Linked DNA regions of Mus musculus: region 2 is linked to region 1. The links are chromatin contacts, found by Hi-C or POLR2A ChIA-PET in ENCODE. All regions are on one chromosome and are shown on one strand. The core of a region is the stretch at or near the end of the contact, and the rest is flanking DNA. Distances in the headings are between cores, read along the strand shown.

What was found. A loop is a pair of places that touch in the nucleus more often than their neighbours do. ChIA-PET counts read pairs that join two places held with the same protein, here RNA polymerase II (POLR2A).
Region 2: POLR2A ChIA-PET joins it to region 1 with 16 read pairs in embryonic stem cell. The contact joins the enhancer-like site here to the promoter of Smkr-ps in region 1. A Hi-C loop is called at or near these places in 1 of 37 maps with a recorded cell type or tissue (T-helper 17 cell). POLR2A ChIA-PET finds 5 or more read pairs at or near these places in 4 of 5 experiments (Patski and embryonic stem cell).

Annotation. Positions count from the first base shown.
Region 1 is chr6:29,980,363-29,988,209 of GRCm38, forward strand. It overlaps Smkr-ps (smal lysine rich protein 1, pseudogene), which reads left to right and starts at 4,967. Exons shown (of 2, transcript NR_040264.1): 1 at 4,967-5,104.
Region 2 is chr6:30,022,932-30,030,778 of GRCm38, forward strand. No RefSeq gene overlaps it. Among named protein-coding and RNA genes, the nearest start is that of Nrf1, 21 kb to the right of the region's middle. Within about 2 kb of position 3,945, at least 1 of the 3 ENCODE cell types and tissues checked has a DNase peak (open chromatin) inside an H3K27ac peak, as active enhancers do.

The DNA.
Region 1 (7,847 bases), core at 3,717-6,216:
TGTCGGGATTCTCTTAATGTTAGCCATCTACAGTGCTGAGAGGATGAAGTCTGTCCTGATGAGAATGTCAAGGGAGGGCCTGATACAAGATAATTTCCGAAAGAAAAAGAACGATTTCCCAGGCCAAGGGCGATGGCTTCATCATTCAAGACTGGTGAGTTGGCAAAGAGAGAGTGTACACAATTGGGAGGCATGGCTATCACTCGGTGGAGACCAGGAAGTGGCCAGCAGCTGAAGCACAGAGGCTGCTGGTGGGGGCTGAAGACTGGGCTCAGACAGAGGTCATTCATCACTATGGAGACTGTTTTAGCCCACAAGATGAGATCACTAGGCTATGTGAATGTGAGTGTGGTTTACTGAGGGAGGACATGGGCTCTGAGGTCAGTTCGTACTTGGAGTGCAGCAAGAGGCAGGTAGACATGGGATATCTCCATGAGATCGGGATGAGCCAGGGGCATGATGCATATCCCAGAAACAAGTGGGAGAGAGACTACGGGAAATGCTATAGTGTGGATATGGCATGTGCCCCCAAAGGGGTCCCGTGTCAGAAGCTTGATGTCCACTGTGGCAATACTGAGGTGATGCAGTAGGCATGGTAGCACCATCCCAGATTCCCAGCACTCAGGAGGCTGAGGCAGGAGGATCAGAGGTGGCTTTACTCTTCTACACGTTCACTTCATGAGAATCTCACGCATGAGCACACATTACCTCATTTTCATCCCTTCCTCCCTCCCTTCAGCATTTTCCCTTGGAGTGAGTATGCCTAGTGAAACCCTCTCCAAACTGAGCCAGGCCCAGTATTCAGGAGGCAGAAGCAGGAGAGACATCCCTAAGTTCACACAGAAAGTCTCACACCATCCAGGACTATAGAATGACATCCTGTGTCAAAAACAGAGCCTGGGGAGAGGGTGCTGGGGAGATGGCTCGGTGGTTAGGAGCACTGACGGCTCTTCCAGAGATCCTGAGTTCGATTCCCAGCAACCACATGGTGACTCACAACCATCTACAATGTGATTTGATGCCCTCTTCTGGTGTGTCTGAAGACAACTACAGTAAGAGCTAAGATAAATAAACAAACAAACAAATAAATCTTTCAAATGTTTAAAAACAAAACCAAACCAAAAACAGAGACTGGGAAGATGGCTCAGTAGGTAAAGGCACTAACCACAAAGTGGACAGCCTGAGTGTACCCGCATGGTAGAAGGAAAGACCAACTCCCATAAGCTGTCCTGTGAGCTCCACATTGCAAATGCCCACACATACTTGCAAATAAATGATAAATAAATAAATAAATAAATAAAGGCATGGCCTACTAGAAGGTAGGTCATTGGCATTGAGGTAGGTCTTATTGGGCTAGAAGTATCACTCAGAGCTAGGTCCCAGCTCTGTAAGAAAGAAAAGTAGAAAGCTGGCCAGCTCATGTTTAGGTGGACATGGAGGCACATACTTGCAATCTCAGCACTCAGAAGGCAAAGAGAAAAAAATAAAAGGGAAAATTTATTATTATAAAGAGTGAGTCTGGGGCTGGAGAGATGGCCCAGCAGTTAAGAGCACTAACTGTTCTTCCAGAGGTCCTGAGTTCAATTCCCAGCAACCACATGGTGTCTCACTACCATCTGCAATCAGATCCTATGCCCTCTTCTGGCATGTCTGAAGATAGCAACAGTGTACTCATATCAATAAAATAAATCTTTATAAATAAATAATTAATGAGCCTAACCATTAAGTCTTTCTGGCACCCTCCCTCTTTTACCACATTCTGATGCATTCATGTCTTGATGACATCTGCCTACTGTTATGACCTCACAGAAGGAGAAACTGAAAGGATTTCTGATCTTTCAGTCTCCAAAACTGTGTGCCAAATAAATCTTTTGTCATCCCTTACCTTGGGTATCTTATTACAGCCACAGAAGATGATGGCTGTGTCTTCTGGTGACTTCTGAGCAGGAAGTAGCCCTCACACTTGGTAAGGTGAAGGGGACTCTACTTCCCACTGAACGTGGGGACAGTAAGTACATACTGTGCCTGCCTACATACAAGTGGCTGCTGCAGAGATCTGGGCTTCGTCTAACAGGCAGAGTATTGCTCCTGTTTGCCTGGCCTTAACCTTCAACGGGGCCTCTGATCAACAGGGCATTCAAGATCCAGAGAACACAGAAGCAGCAGCCAAGGGCATGACAGAATCACAACCCCCAGAGAAGAACGAGACCGGCAAGCATTTGTGGTGCTAAGAAGGGAGCTAGAAAAGCTGTCTGAGGGCTGGAGAGATGGCTCAGCGGTTAAGAGCACTGATTGCTTTTCCAGAGATCCTGAGTTCAAATCCCAACAACCACATGGTGGCTCACAACCATCTGTAATGAGATCTGATGCCCTCTTCTGGTGTGTCTGAAGACAGCTACAGTGTACTTACATATAATAAATCTTTTTTAAAAAGAAAAGAAGGGGCTGATGAGATGGCTCAGCAGTTAAGAGTGCTGACTGCTCTTCCAAAGGTCCTGAGTTCAAATCCCAGCAACCACATGGTGGCTCACAACCATCAGTAATGAAATCTGATGCCCTCTTCTGGAGTGTCTGAAGACAGCTACAGTGTACTTACATATAATAAATAAAATATTTTTTAAAAATAGAAAAGCTGAGTCATAGATATCAGTCACTGAACAGTTTTGAAAGTGAGTGACCCATGGTTTGGCCTGTGCTTTAAAATATGAAGGGATATAGAAGTCGGGGCAGCAGGATGTCAGGACTACAGCAGCCCAGGCAAAGACCATACAAGTGGGAACATGGCAGTGATCATAGGGACATTAGGCCAAAGGCAAGGGTGGCAGGGTGTGATGCCAGGTACATTGACGGTTTGGAGCTTCCTGGGAGTGCGAGCTGCTGTAGAGACCTGAGAACGTCAGGAGGCATGGGGGTTGGGAGATATTAGTGGTTCCTTCTCTTGCTTTCTCCTATTTCCATTTTGTATTGATCTATTCAGCTTATAAAGTGAGCATTTGTATATTCCCTCAGAATAAAGACTACCACTGTCTGTCTGAGTCACTCTTCCATGGCTGTGAAGAGACACCATGACCAACTTATAGAACAAAGCATTTACAAACTTTTTCTTTCTGGCCTCGCTCTGCTCTGGCCCTGCTCGCTCCTGCCACGCTTCTCTCCCCACCCCCACCTCGCTCAGGCATTTATTGGGGGGCTTGCTTACAAATTCAGAGGGTGAGCCCATGACCATTATGATGTAGAGCATCGCAGCAGGCAGGTAACCATGACACTGGAGCAGGAGCTGAGGGCTTACATCTTATCCATAAGTTTGAGGGAGGGGAGGGAGGGGAGGGAGGGATGGGTCTGGCACAGACTTTTGAAACTGCCAAAGCCCTCCTCCAGTGACACACCTCCTCCAGCAAGGCCACACCTCTTCATTCTTCCCAAACAGTTCCACCAACCAGGGACCAAATATTCATATATATGTGCCTGTGGGGACTGTTATCATTCAAAACACCCCATTGTCACTCCCAACGCAATGAAGTCTTCTAAACCTTGTATGTAGTCAAGAACCCACTTCACCATGGTACCACCATCACAAGTTGTTGATCAGGAAAAAAAAAAAGGAACAAATTTTGAAATGATCCCAGTAGAGATTAACCTTGGAAAGCTGCAAACAAAACAAAGCAAAACAAAACATTGAGATACAGGCAGGGAAAGGGGCTCACTCCCAATCCTTGGATTAGAAGCCAGTCCACAAAGGAGAAAACACAGAGTTTGCCATATCAAGGGATATATAAATCATGATAAAATTGCCAGACAAAACACAGTCTTGTCAGTGAAAACTCCAAAGGACATAAAGACTTGATTTTGAAAGTCATTTCACTAACCAGGCTGGAGAAAAGCTAGCAAAACCTACTATAGCATGTAAGGTCTTTTCAGGATTTTAACCTGCTTCTTGGTTCACCTGCCTCCTGCCCTGGGTTTACCATATCCGGCCCATGATTTGGACTGTTCCTGGTCGTTTGGGTTTTTTTGTTTGTTTTGTTTTGTAACGTTTATTTGTTTTTATTTTTTTGTGTGGTGAGTGTTTTGTCTGCATGTGTATCAGTGCACTGTATAGTGAGCTGCCTGGTGCCTGTGGAGGTCAGAAGAGGGCGCTGGATCCCTGGGACTGGATGGTTGTGAACAGCCCTGTGGGTGCTGAGAGCCCAACCTGGGTCCTCTGCAAAAGCAAGTGCTCTTTACCACTGAGCCAACTCTGCACCTATCACTTTTAACTGTGGCCAGCGCTTGCAATTCATACCCTTCCTCTTTGCTGTGTTCCCATCTTCCTCCTCCAACCTTTTTAGTTCAAGAACCTTGGCTCATATTGGGCACTGAATTCCCATGGCAAGCGGGAGTCAGGCACGCGACAGATATACAATATCCGCTTACTGAATAAAATGGAATGGCAAGTTCTAAAAAAATAAAAAAAATAAAAAAAAAACAATTGGAGTTATGCCCCCAAACGCATTCCCTTTCTGGGAGAAAAGGATGGACTCACAAGGTTAGAAGCTAATCCCACCCATAATGTACGAACCCTGCCCACTTTCCTCTCCTGAGGCCTGTACTAGACTCTTACAGACATTTCTTCTGTTATTCTCACCTCGACCCTCAGAGACCTTATTCTTGTTTATCAGAAGAAGTGAAAGAGTTTCTGAAGATTTCAAGAGACTGATTTAGCTTACACTCTCTCTAGCCTTTCCTTCCCAAAGACAAAACTGCTGATCTTGGCGGCCCGCCCCTTCCCCTCATGCCCCGCCCAATCGCACTGCCGGAGACAAAACTTTGCAACTTTGCTCCCAGTTTGAGTTCTTAATCATCGTCACCTCCGCGTAAACCGAATCGGAACACACAAACTGAGCTCACAAGGGCTCCGCCCAGTGCGGCATGCCCCGCCCCGGTGCCCTAGCAACAAATAAACAGTTCGAGGTTCCGCGGGGTTTGTGCACTCGAAAGCGAGCTGTCCGGGTGCCGCCCCGAGTGGAGTGAGCCGAGCCTTGCTTACCAGCATCTGCGCCTCCGCACACCGCGAAGGCGCCCAATTGGAGGTGCGGCCACGGCCGGGGCAGGCGGCACAACGCCGGTGAGAGCGCTCGCGGAGGCTAGGGAAGCACCAGGATCGGGGCCGGAAGACTGCGACGCCGGGGTGGGGGAGTAGAGGTGGGGGGTATGGGGAAGAAATGTGGGGCCTGAATTTCGAGACTGGGGACTGGTGTCACAATCACCTCAGCTGAGATAGAAATGACCACGGAAATACCCATCTTAAAGTGGGAGGTTCGCAAGCGCTCGCCATAGCCCCAGTAAGCCTTTGAGACCTAGGTCTTTTGTCGTCCCCACCGGTACAGTTCAACCCAGCGTATAGTAGGAGGGCTCATTCTGAGACGGACTTAAGATGGACTTAAGATGACCTGCATCTGATGGACAGCAGCAGCAGATTCAGGCTGTACCCTTTCTGTGAAACTGGTTTTAGTCCCTTGGTTCTGTGGGGTAACTTTTTTCACTCCTAGAAGATGCTTTGGCGTTTGGGAAATAGAGGAAGATCAGCAACGAGGTTTGGATCCCCCCAAACTAAGTACACGCCAATAAGGGACTGTTCAGGCTGCCCTGAGATGTATGGTGGAATTCTTTACATGTAATAAAGTAAGGTTGGCCTTGGGAGGAGGGAGAGGTGTCCACACTGCATCTAACCCCACCCTACCCTAACCCTCCTCCTGCCGGTGCCGTCCTTCCCAGCCTCATTTTTCTTTCTAGAGTGGCTGTGGTTTTGTTGCCCCTGTCCGCAGCCCTCAGGGACACGCTGTTCTCTTCACTGTTGAACTTGCTGCTAAGCATGCACTGGGTAAAGGGGCCTCAACTTCTTGCACAATTATGGTATTACCATCTCTGCTTAAGGAAAAGTCTTCCCCGAACTAGACGGATGTTGCTCTCCTTGCACCTGCCCTATGGCTGCTACTAGTCTTTTTATCTCCTAGAGTAGAAATACCTCCTGGTCCCTCCTGTCCTGTAAGTACCCACAGCCCTTTGCACCACGCTTGAGGTGTCCTGCCTGTCTTGCTTTCCTTTAGCCTGCAGTTTGGGATGTGTTTAGTAAGCCTGCGGTTCTAATGTTTTCTTCTGGAACTAAGTATAGTATTAAGTAAAGGTGCCATCTCCTGACTTGTTTCTCGGCTTCTACTCTACTGCTCTTCTTTTTCCGGATCCAGGAAAATGAAGAATAACTTACAAAGCCCTCGAAACTAACGGCTTCTTCCGGCTCTTTGTATAAATGTCCAGCTTGTTAGTTTACAGAGGCTGAAGGCCAAAGCTGCTCTTCACTTGCTTTCCAGACCTGATCGCCCCTCCCCCTTTCCATCCCACCCTGCCCTACTCCCCATTTGCTTGTGGACAGCCACTCTGATCTTGGTTGGTCCCTTTATCTTTGCATAGCCTCTCCAACCGCAAAGTGTCTGTATTTATTTCTTCAGGTGGCTATGACCAAACACCTGAAACAACAGTTCAAGAGAAGGAGGGCTTATTCGGGGTCACACTCAGGTTTCCGTCTCACGTAGTGGAGAAGGCAGAGCTTAGGGCAGCGGAGAGTCCAACAGGGAAGGTCAGAAAGCAAAGAGGGTAGGGCCAGGTGAGACCCACCCCTAAAGACCTACTTCTGCTACCTAGTTCTACCCCCCTAAAGTCTCCTCAAGGCCCTCTTGGGAATAAACAATCAACATGTGAACCTGTTAGAGACATTTCATATTTGAACCAACACACCCATCTGATTGTAATTCATTATTCATTTAGCAAATGGTTCATCCATTCGGTGTGCCAAATAATAGTTTAGGCTAAGGAATTCAGTGGTAAACTCACAAACCAACCCTCTGGGTTCCTCTCAGTTACTATTAATTATTAATCACTATTAAGTAGTTGGAATGGTTTTAATGAGACTATCCTCCATAGACACAGATATTTGAACCCTTGGTCCCCAGTTGGAGCACTATTTAGGGAGGTGGTTGCAGCTCTGGAGGAAGTCTGTCGCTGATGGGGTGTGGGGAGTGCCCTGAGATCTCCCAGACTCCCCTCCCACTTCACTCTCTGCTTCCTGCCCCGGCCACGCCTCCTCAGTAGGAAGTCTGTCTCTGTAGGGCAAAAGTGAGCTCCTCCATAAATTGGTTTTGGTCATAGTGTTTTATCACAGCCAAAGAAAAGTAACCATATATAGTAGTTAAAAACAACAAACAACAAACCCTAGGGTGAGGGGCCAGAGAATGATATTTCAAGGCAAAGGCCTTGTGGGTAGTGTCTTAGTCAGGGTTTCTATTGCTGCACAAACATCATGACCAAGAAGCAAGTTGGGGAGGAAAGGGTTTATTCAGCTTACACTTCCATACTGCTGTTCATCACCAAAAGAAGTCAGGACTGGAACTCAAGCAGGTCAGGAAGCAGGAGCTGATGCAGAGGCCATGGAGGGATGTTCTTTACTGGCTTGCTTCCCCTGGCTTGCTCAGCCTGCTCTCTTATAGAACCCAAGACTGCCAGCCCAGAGATGGTCCCATCCACAAAGGACTTTTCCCACTTGATCACTAATTGAGAAAATGCCTTACAGTTGGATCTCATAGAGGCATTTCCTCAAATGAAGCTCCTTTCTCTGTGATAACTCCAGCTGTGTTTTTCGTTTGCTCGCCGTTACCTGATACGCTCGGCCATCTAGCGAGCTCTCAGACTCGATGTGTGTTGTGTATCTTGTAGGTTTTGTATATGCCTGATGTCTAACAATGCTGAGAGTCCGTTCGTGTGCTCATTTCCCCTGTCTCCTTTTCAGGAAAGTATTTATGTAAATAGTTTGCTGA
Region 2 (7,847 bases), core at 2,695-5,194, 42 kb after region 1:
ACTATCAGTTATGAAAGTCAAGATCCCTGCAGATACAACAGATACTGAAATATTATGAACCATTTCATATTTACTTGTCTCACGATATAGATGAAATGGACAGTTTCTGAGAAGATAAAACTTAAGAGATGGAGAAATAGAAAGTCCATACATATTATCTACTAAAGAAATTGAAATCTTAGTTACAATTCTCTCCTTAAAGAAAATTCCAAGCCAAATGACTTTATTGCTGGGTTTTACCAAAGATCTAAGAAATAAATCCTGGGGGCTGGAGAGATGGCTCAGTGGTTCAGAGCACTTGCTTTTCTGGAGGTCCTGAGTTCCAATTCCAGCAACCACATGGTAGCTCACAACCATCTGTAATGAGATTGGCCGCCCTCTTCTGTTGTGACTGAAGACAGACAGCTACAGTGTACTTATGTATAATAATAAATAAATCTTTAAAATAAAAAATAAATAAATCCCAGGGGACTGGGGAGTTGTGTGAACCTGAAACCTGAGATCAAAAAACAAAACCCACATAGCACACATCTGTAATCCCAGTACCCCTAAGGCAAAATGGAGGGACAGAGACAGAAGAGTCCCTTAGGAGCTTGTGGGGCAACTAGCCTGGTGTGTACAACAAAAAGATTCCGTGTAGGCATAAATTTTTTGCAACCTACTTTTAATAAGGTAAGGTGACCCAATACGCGCGTGGTTTTAGAGGAAGAACAGTGAGGCGGAGCAAACCAAATCAATGTTCAGTACTCGTCTCCCACCATCTGTGGGGTCATAGTTATCCTCCTTCATCAAGGGTCCTTTCACGTGTTTGCTCTATCCAAACATCCTTTCACCTGTGTCTCCTCCAGCAAAACATCCTCTCACCTGAGTGTCCCAGCAAACCATCATTTGACATAACTAACTTTCCAAAGAAACTAGATGCTTCCACTTCAACTCTGTTTCAATCAAGGTGAGAACTGACCCCAAGGCTGACTTCTGATCTTTACACATGCAATGTGGCATGTACATGCATGTGTGTGCAGACATATACACACACACACAAATAGAGAGAATGTCTAGTGTAAATAGGAAAACAAACAAAACAAATATCCAAATTCCCAGGGCTGGAAAGATGGCTCTGCAGTTAAAAGCACTTACTGCTCTTCCAGAAGGCATGAGTTTGGTTCCTGGTGCCTAAGTTAAGTGGCTCACAACTACCTGTAGCTCCAGTTCCAGGAGATCTAGCCCGTGTGTCTACACACACACACACACACACAGAGAGAGAGAGAGAGAGAGAGCGCAGAGCATATACATACTGCTCTTGTAGAGGAGTAAAGTACAGTTCCCAGCACTCACACCAGGCAGCTCATAAATTCCTGTAGCTCCAGCCTCCTACAACCCTTTCCGGATTCAAGGACATCTGCATTCACACGTGCGAGCTGGGAATGTGTGTGTGTAAATAAATCATTTTTTAAATTAATGATAAATATTCCTGATTCTCATAAAGATAAAAAAAATTGTGTGGTTTTCAAAACAGGGTTTCTCTGTTTTCCTGGAACTCACTCTGTTCACCAGGCTGGCCTTGCTTGAACTCACAGTAATCCACCTGCCTTTCTGCCTCTGCCTCTGCCTCTGCCTCTGCCTCTGCCTCTGCCTCTGCCTCTGCCTCTGCCCTCTGCCCTCTGCCCTCTGCCCTCTGCCCTCTGCCCTCTGCCCTCTGCCCTCTGCCCTCTGCCCTCTGCCCTCTGCCCTCTGCCCTCTGCCCTCCTGCCCTCTGCCCTCTGCCCCTCTGCCTCTGCCTCTGCCTCTGCCTCTGCCCTCTGCCTCTGCCCTCTGCCTCTGCCTCTGCCTCTGCCCTCTGCCTCTGCCTCTGCCTCTGCCTCTGCCCTCTGCCTCTGCCCTCTGCCTCTGCCCTCTGCCTCTGCCCTCTGCCTCTGCCTCTGCCCTCTGCCTCTGCCTCTGCCCTCTGCCCTCTGCCCTCTGCCTCTGCCTCTGCCTCTGCCCTCTGCCTCTGCCTCTGCCCTCTGCCTCTGCCTCTGCCTGCCTCCTCTGCCTCTGCCTCTGCCCTCTGCCTCTGCCTCTGCCTGCCTCCTCTGCCTCTGCCTCTGCCTCTGCCTCTGCCCTCTGCTTGCCTCCTCTGCCTCTGCCTCTGCCTCTGCCTCTGCCTCTGCCTCTGCCTGCCTCCTCTGCCTCTGCCTCTGCCTCTGCCTCTGCCTCTGCCTGCCTCCTCTGCCTCTGCCTCTGCCTCTGCCTGCCTCCTCTGCCTCTGCCCTCTGCCTCTGCCTCTGCCTCTGCCTCTGCCCTCTGCCTCTGCCTCTGCCTGCCTCCTCTGCCTCTGCCTCTGCCTCTGCCTCTGCCTCTGCTTGCCTCCTCTGCCTCTGCCTCTGCCTCTGCCTCTGCCTCTGCCTCTGCCTGCCTCCTCTGCCTCTGCCTCTGCCTCTGCCTCTGCCTCTGCCTGCCTCCTCTGCCTCTGCCTCTGCCTCTGCCTGCCTCCTCTGCCTCTGCCTCTGCCTCTGCCTCTGCCTCTGCCTCTGCCTCTCCCTCCTCTGCCTCTGCCTCTGCCTCTGCCTCTGCCTCTGCCTCTCCAGTGGCATGCACCACTATACCTGGTAAGAATTTTATTTTTACTTTATTATTTTTTAAAAGATTTATTTATTGTATGCATATGAGTACACTGTAGCTGTCTTCCAACACGCCAGAAGAGGGTATCAGATCTCATTACAGATGGTTGTGAGCCACCATGTGGTTGCTGGGAATTGAAATCAGGACCTCTGGAAAAGCAGTCAGTGCTCTTAACCGCTGAGCCATCTCTCCAGCCCCTATTTTATTTTATTTTTTTATTTTATTCTTTTGGTTTTTCGAGACAGGGTTTCTCTGTATAGCCCTGGCTGTCCTGGAACTCACTTTGTAGACCAGGCTGGCCTCAAACTCAGTCTGCCTGCCTCTGCCTCCCGAGTGCTGGGATTAAAGGCGTGCGCCACCACGCCTGGCTTTTCTTTTTTTTTTTTCTTTTTCTTTCTTTCTTTTTTTTTTAAATGTGTCTGTTTCCTGCATCTGTGTGAATGTATGCCATTGATGTGCTGGTGACCTCAGAGGCCAGAAGAAGGTGTTGAAATCCCGTGGAGCTGGTGTTAAGGGCAGTTTAGAACTGCTAAATGTAGTCGCTAGGAGCTGAATTCAGTTCTTCTGCAAGAATAGCAAGTGCTCTCAACTGCTGAACTATCTCTTCAGACCCTTTTATTTTCTAGATATGACTGTCTGTCTGTCTGTCTGACTCTCTCTCTTTCTCTCTCTCTCTCTCTCTCTCTCTCTCTCTCTACATATATATATATATATATATATATATATATATATATATATATATATATATATATATATACCACGTACATGTCTGCTGCCCTTAGTGGCCAGTGGAGAGAGTCAGATCCCCCTAGAACTAGAAGTACAGGTAGAAGTGAGCCACCATGTGTGTGCTAGGAATTGACTGACCCCGGATCCTCTATAGGAACAACTGCTAAGCTGTCTTTCCACCTGAGGGTTTTGTGTGTGTGTGTGTGTGTGTGTGTGTGTGTGCGTGCGTGTGTACACGTGTTATTTTGCTTTGCTTTTTGAGACAGGGTCTCCCTACAAAGCTCTGGCTGTCCTGGAGCTCTCAGTGTAGTCCAGACTAGCCTTGAACTCGCAGAGATCTGAGTGCTGGGTTTAAAGCCATACATCACCACACCCAACCTCAACCCCAGAATTTTATTACAGCAGGAACACTAACAGCTTGAACTGAGAGATAGGGTAAATGGGAAGAAGCCTAAGGGACCCCCAAAGTTTTTCTGCCAAGAAACAGATGGACGGACACAGTTGTAACTATCAGACACATTTCTGAAAGGGGGAAAACACTAAAACTAAAACCAGCGGGTGCGTGACTTAAGAGGAAATGGAGCCCGAGGCCATAGGGTGGGGCCTGGAGCCGGACAGGAAGTACTCCAGCCTGGAAACAAGTTTGTCTGAGTGGAGCTAGAATCTGAGTGCAGTGAAGGAATCCTTTCTCCTTCCTCCTCGCCTCTAAGCCCCACCCGCTTCATAGCAACTTTCCCCGAGCCCAGGCCCGCCTTCCTCTCAGTAGTTACTTGACTGACAATGACTTTGATCTTTTGATTACTTTGCCTCCCCCTCTGGAATTTCAAGCATTGCCACCATGCCTACTTTTATGCTGTTGTAGGGTTGGAACACGGGGCGGGGTGTAGTAGGGTTGTAGCCCAGGCTGACCTTGACCTCCAAACAATCTTTTTTTCCTCAGTTTTCCAAGTGCTGGGATTACAGACACCCACGGCTACACACAGGTTCTGACTGTTTTTTCTAAAGTAAAAATTCATGATAACTAAGGAGCTGAGGGCAGGCACATCCCTATAATCCCATCACGCAGGAGATGGGGTCAGAGGGCCACGGGAGTCTTGCCTGGTAATGAGTTTATAGCCTAGAATATATGAGACTGTCAAGAAAGAAACTAAGGCCGGGGGTGGTGCATGCCTTTAATCCCAGCACTCGGGAGGCAGAGGCAGGTGGATTTCTGAGTTCGAGGCCAGCCTGGTCTACAAAGTGAGTTCCAGGACAGCCAGGGCTATACAGAGAAACCCTGTCTCGAAAAAGAAAGAAAGAGAGAGAGAGAGAGAGAGAGAGAGAGAGAGAGAGAGAGAGAGAGAAAGGAAGGAAGGAAGAAAGAAACTAAGGATGGGGACGTGGGGAGAGAGAAGAGAAAGATCAAGATAAACTGAATGATACAGAATCTGACATTAGAGCCATCCCAGGAACGTCCACGTGGTGGTTGGGATGGAGCTGGGAAATGTCCAGTAGAGCTGTCCTATACCATTCCCTTGGATTCCCACTTGCTCCTCTGATGGAAACTGTATCCTCTCTTCTGTTAACCTGCTTGGTGAAAACTGCTGTGAGCTAGCATCAAAATCTAAGCAATTTAAGGCAGCTTGCCCTTGCCAGGGGTAATGTGCGCAGGGTTTTTGGTTTGGTTTGGTTTCGATTTTTGCATCCTTATCATCATTGGGGGGGGACGGGACTTTTTCTGGCAGTACATTCAGCGGCTCAATGGAAAAGATGCTGTGAATGTCAGCGAGGAGAAATGACTTCAGACCCAGTGTCCCGTCCTTGTGAACCTCACATGCTGGTTCACTCTTATATTTTTGTTTTTTTAAGATTTATTAATTATACATAAGTACACTGTAGCTGTCTTCAGACACACCAGAAGAGAGCATCAGATCTCATTACAGGTGGTTGTGAGCCACCATGCAGTTGCTAGGATTTGAACTCAGGACCTCTGGAAGAGCAGTCAGTGCACTTAACAGCTGAGCCATCTCTCCAGCCCCTGGTTTATTCTTTTGTAGCAGAGACCTTTGTGAACTGACAAGGGGTTCTCTGGTTGCTATGGAGCTAACAAGCATACTGTTGCCTACTCCAGCTTTGTACATTTTCAGTCTGTTGTTGAGTAGTGGTTTCCTCTGGAGTGAATCAGTCCCTCCTGGAGCGGGGAGAAAGGAAATTTATAAGACTCAGGAAGCAAACACAATTTACAAGTCTTAGAAAGCTACTGAAACATCCACCCCCAACACACCCACCCACACCCAAAGTTGTATAAGCGGTAACAATTGCTTGGGAGAAGAGCCTACTGTGGGACTACCTACAGGTTGTGAGCTGTCACTCACGCAGGGGGTGGGCATTTTGGAGGTACAGCTGCCTTTGAGTCATCCTTCCTGCTCCAAGTAAACTGTCAGCCACACCCTTGTGAATCCGTAATCTCATTGCTTTATTCAGCTAGTCTCTGGCAGAACAGACAATTGTTCTAGTCTCCCAGAAAGAGTCACACAGTTCTACATCCTCAAAAGAACTCGGTAAGATTTAGCACCTTCCTTGTGGGACCATTACTTTCTTGGCTGTACTTTAATGACGATAGCTGTAGGTAAAAGCCAGAGTCGGAGCTAGGAATTGTTTTACCATAGCTAGGCCCACAGTAGGTGCCTACTAAGTTGTTTCCCAGATAACAATAACATGAAAGCAGTACAACTCTTCCTTCCTTGTTCCAGGATCCCCCATGAATCCTAAACTCTACAAGAGGCTCTCAAATCCCTTTTAGAAAATGGTTCAAAGTGGTTCTAAGACCTGCCATATCCTCCCATACACTTCGAATCATCTCTAGATTACTTATTGTGGTAGTTTGAATGAAATGTGGAGGTGGGCTCTGAGCGGTCAAAGCCTCTGGCGACCCCCACTATGCTTTCTCTGCCTCCAGGTTGTAGCTTGAGGTGTGAACTCTCTGGTCTCAGCTCTCAGATCCAGTCACCAGGCCTGCCTGCTGCCATGCTTCCCCCACCGTGATGTTGATGGAGTCTCTTCTTTTAAAAAAAATGTATTAGTTTTATTCTGTGTTTTGCCTGCATGTGTGTAACTGCACTGTGTGCATGCAGTGCCTTAGGAGGCAAGAATAAGGCCTCAAAGGGCCTGAACCTGGAGTTACAGAGAGTTGAGAGTCAACAAGTAGGTGTTGGGAGCTAAATCCAGGTCCTCTGTGTGCTCTGACCTGCTAAGCCATCTCTCCAGCTCTAGGGATGAGCTGTTGGCTCTCTAGAACCAGAAGCCCAAAGAAACCTTTCCTTCTGTAAGTTGCCTTGGTTATAATATTTTATTACGACAGAAAATTACCATGTACAATCCCTAATACAAGGCAAATGCTGTAGAGAGTAGTCAGACTGTGCATTTTGGACAATAATGAGCCAGAAAAGTACATATGTTCAGTACAGATGCACATTTTATTTTTTCTGCGTATTTTGATCCACCATTGATTGAATCCAAAAAGGAAGAAGCCAGAGATACAGAGGTGGACGGGACTCCTTTCTGCTCTCTAGGAAAAGCCTATGCATGCCGTCCATTAATGAAACTCATCTCTATGGTGAGTTCATTCAGGAGGTGAAGGGTGACTCTGGCCAGGATTTTTGCTTAGGCACCCGGTCTCAAAACTACAAAACTACTAGTTAGGGGTGAGGTCTATCCTACTTGAACCGGGAGACCAAGAATTGAGATCACTGTACCTTCAAAGCAAAGTAAGGGCTATGTGTCCCTTTATTCTTTTGTTTTGTTTTGTGTTTTTGTTTGTTTGTTTGTTTAAGTTAGGTGTTTTTCTTTTTTTCTTTTTTCTTTTCTTTTTTTGAGACAAGGTTTCTTTGTGTAGCAGAACTAGCTCTGTAGACCAGGTTGGCCTCACAGAGATACTGTAGACCAGGCTGGCCTCACAGAGATACTGCCAGGGCTGGGATGAAAGGCTTGCAACAACAGGCCCGTGTTTGGCTTTTTATATAGTTTACTGTGTACCCGTGGTCATAGTTAGGCCATAGTGCATGTGTACAGTCAAAGAACAGCCTGCAGGGACACAGATTCTAGCTTGTGGGTTCTGAGGATCTTGTCCTCAGGTTTGGTGGCAAACACCTTTACCTGTGGAGCCATCTCACAAGCCCTCTATGAAGTGGTAATGAAGCTATCGAGGAACATCAAAGAGAGATAGCTTGGTGTTATATTCCCACTAAGGAAGGCACACAGCACCAAAGGAGTAATCGTGCTCCACCCAGATATTTGAACAAAAATCAAATCAAGTGTGTAGACCTAAAAGAGATGCAATCAGAAAAATCCCAATTATGTGACACTCTCCAGTGCCACTTTTCAGTTTCTCCAGTGACAAAAAGAATTTTACGGAAATACAAGATAGCCGGGCATGGTGGCGCACGCCTTTAATCCCAGCACTCAGGAGGCAGAGGCAAGAGGATTTCTGAGTTCGAGGACAGCCTAGTCTACAAAGTGAGTTCCAGGACAGCCAGGGC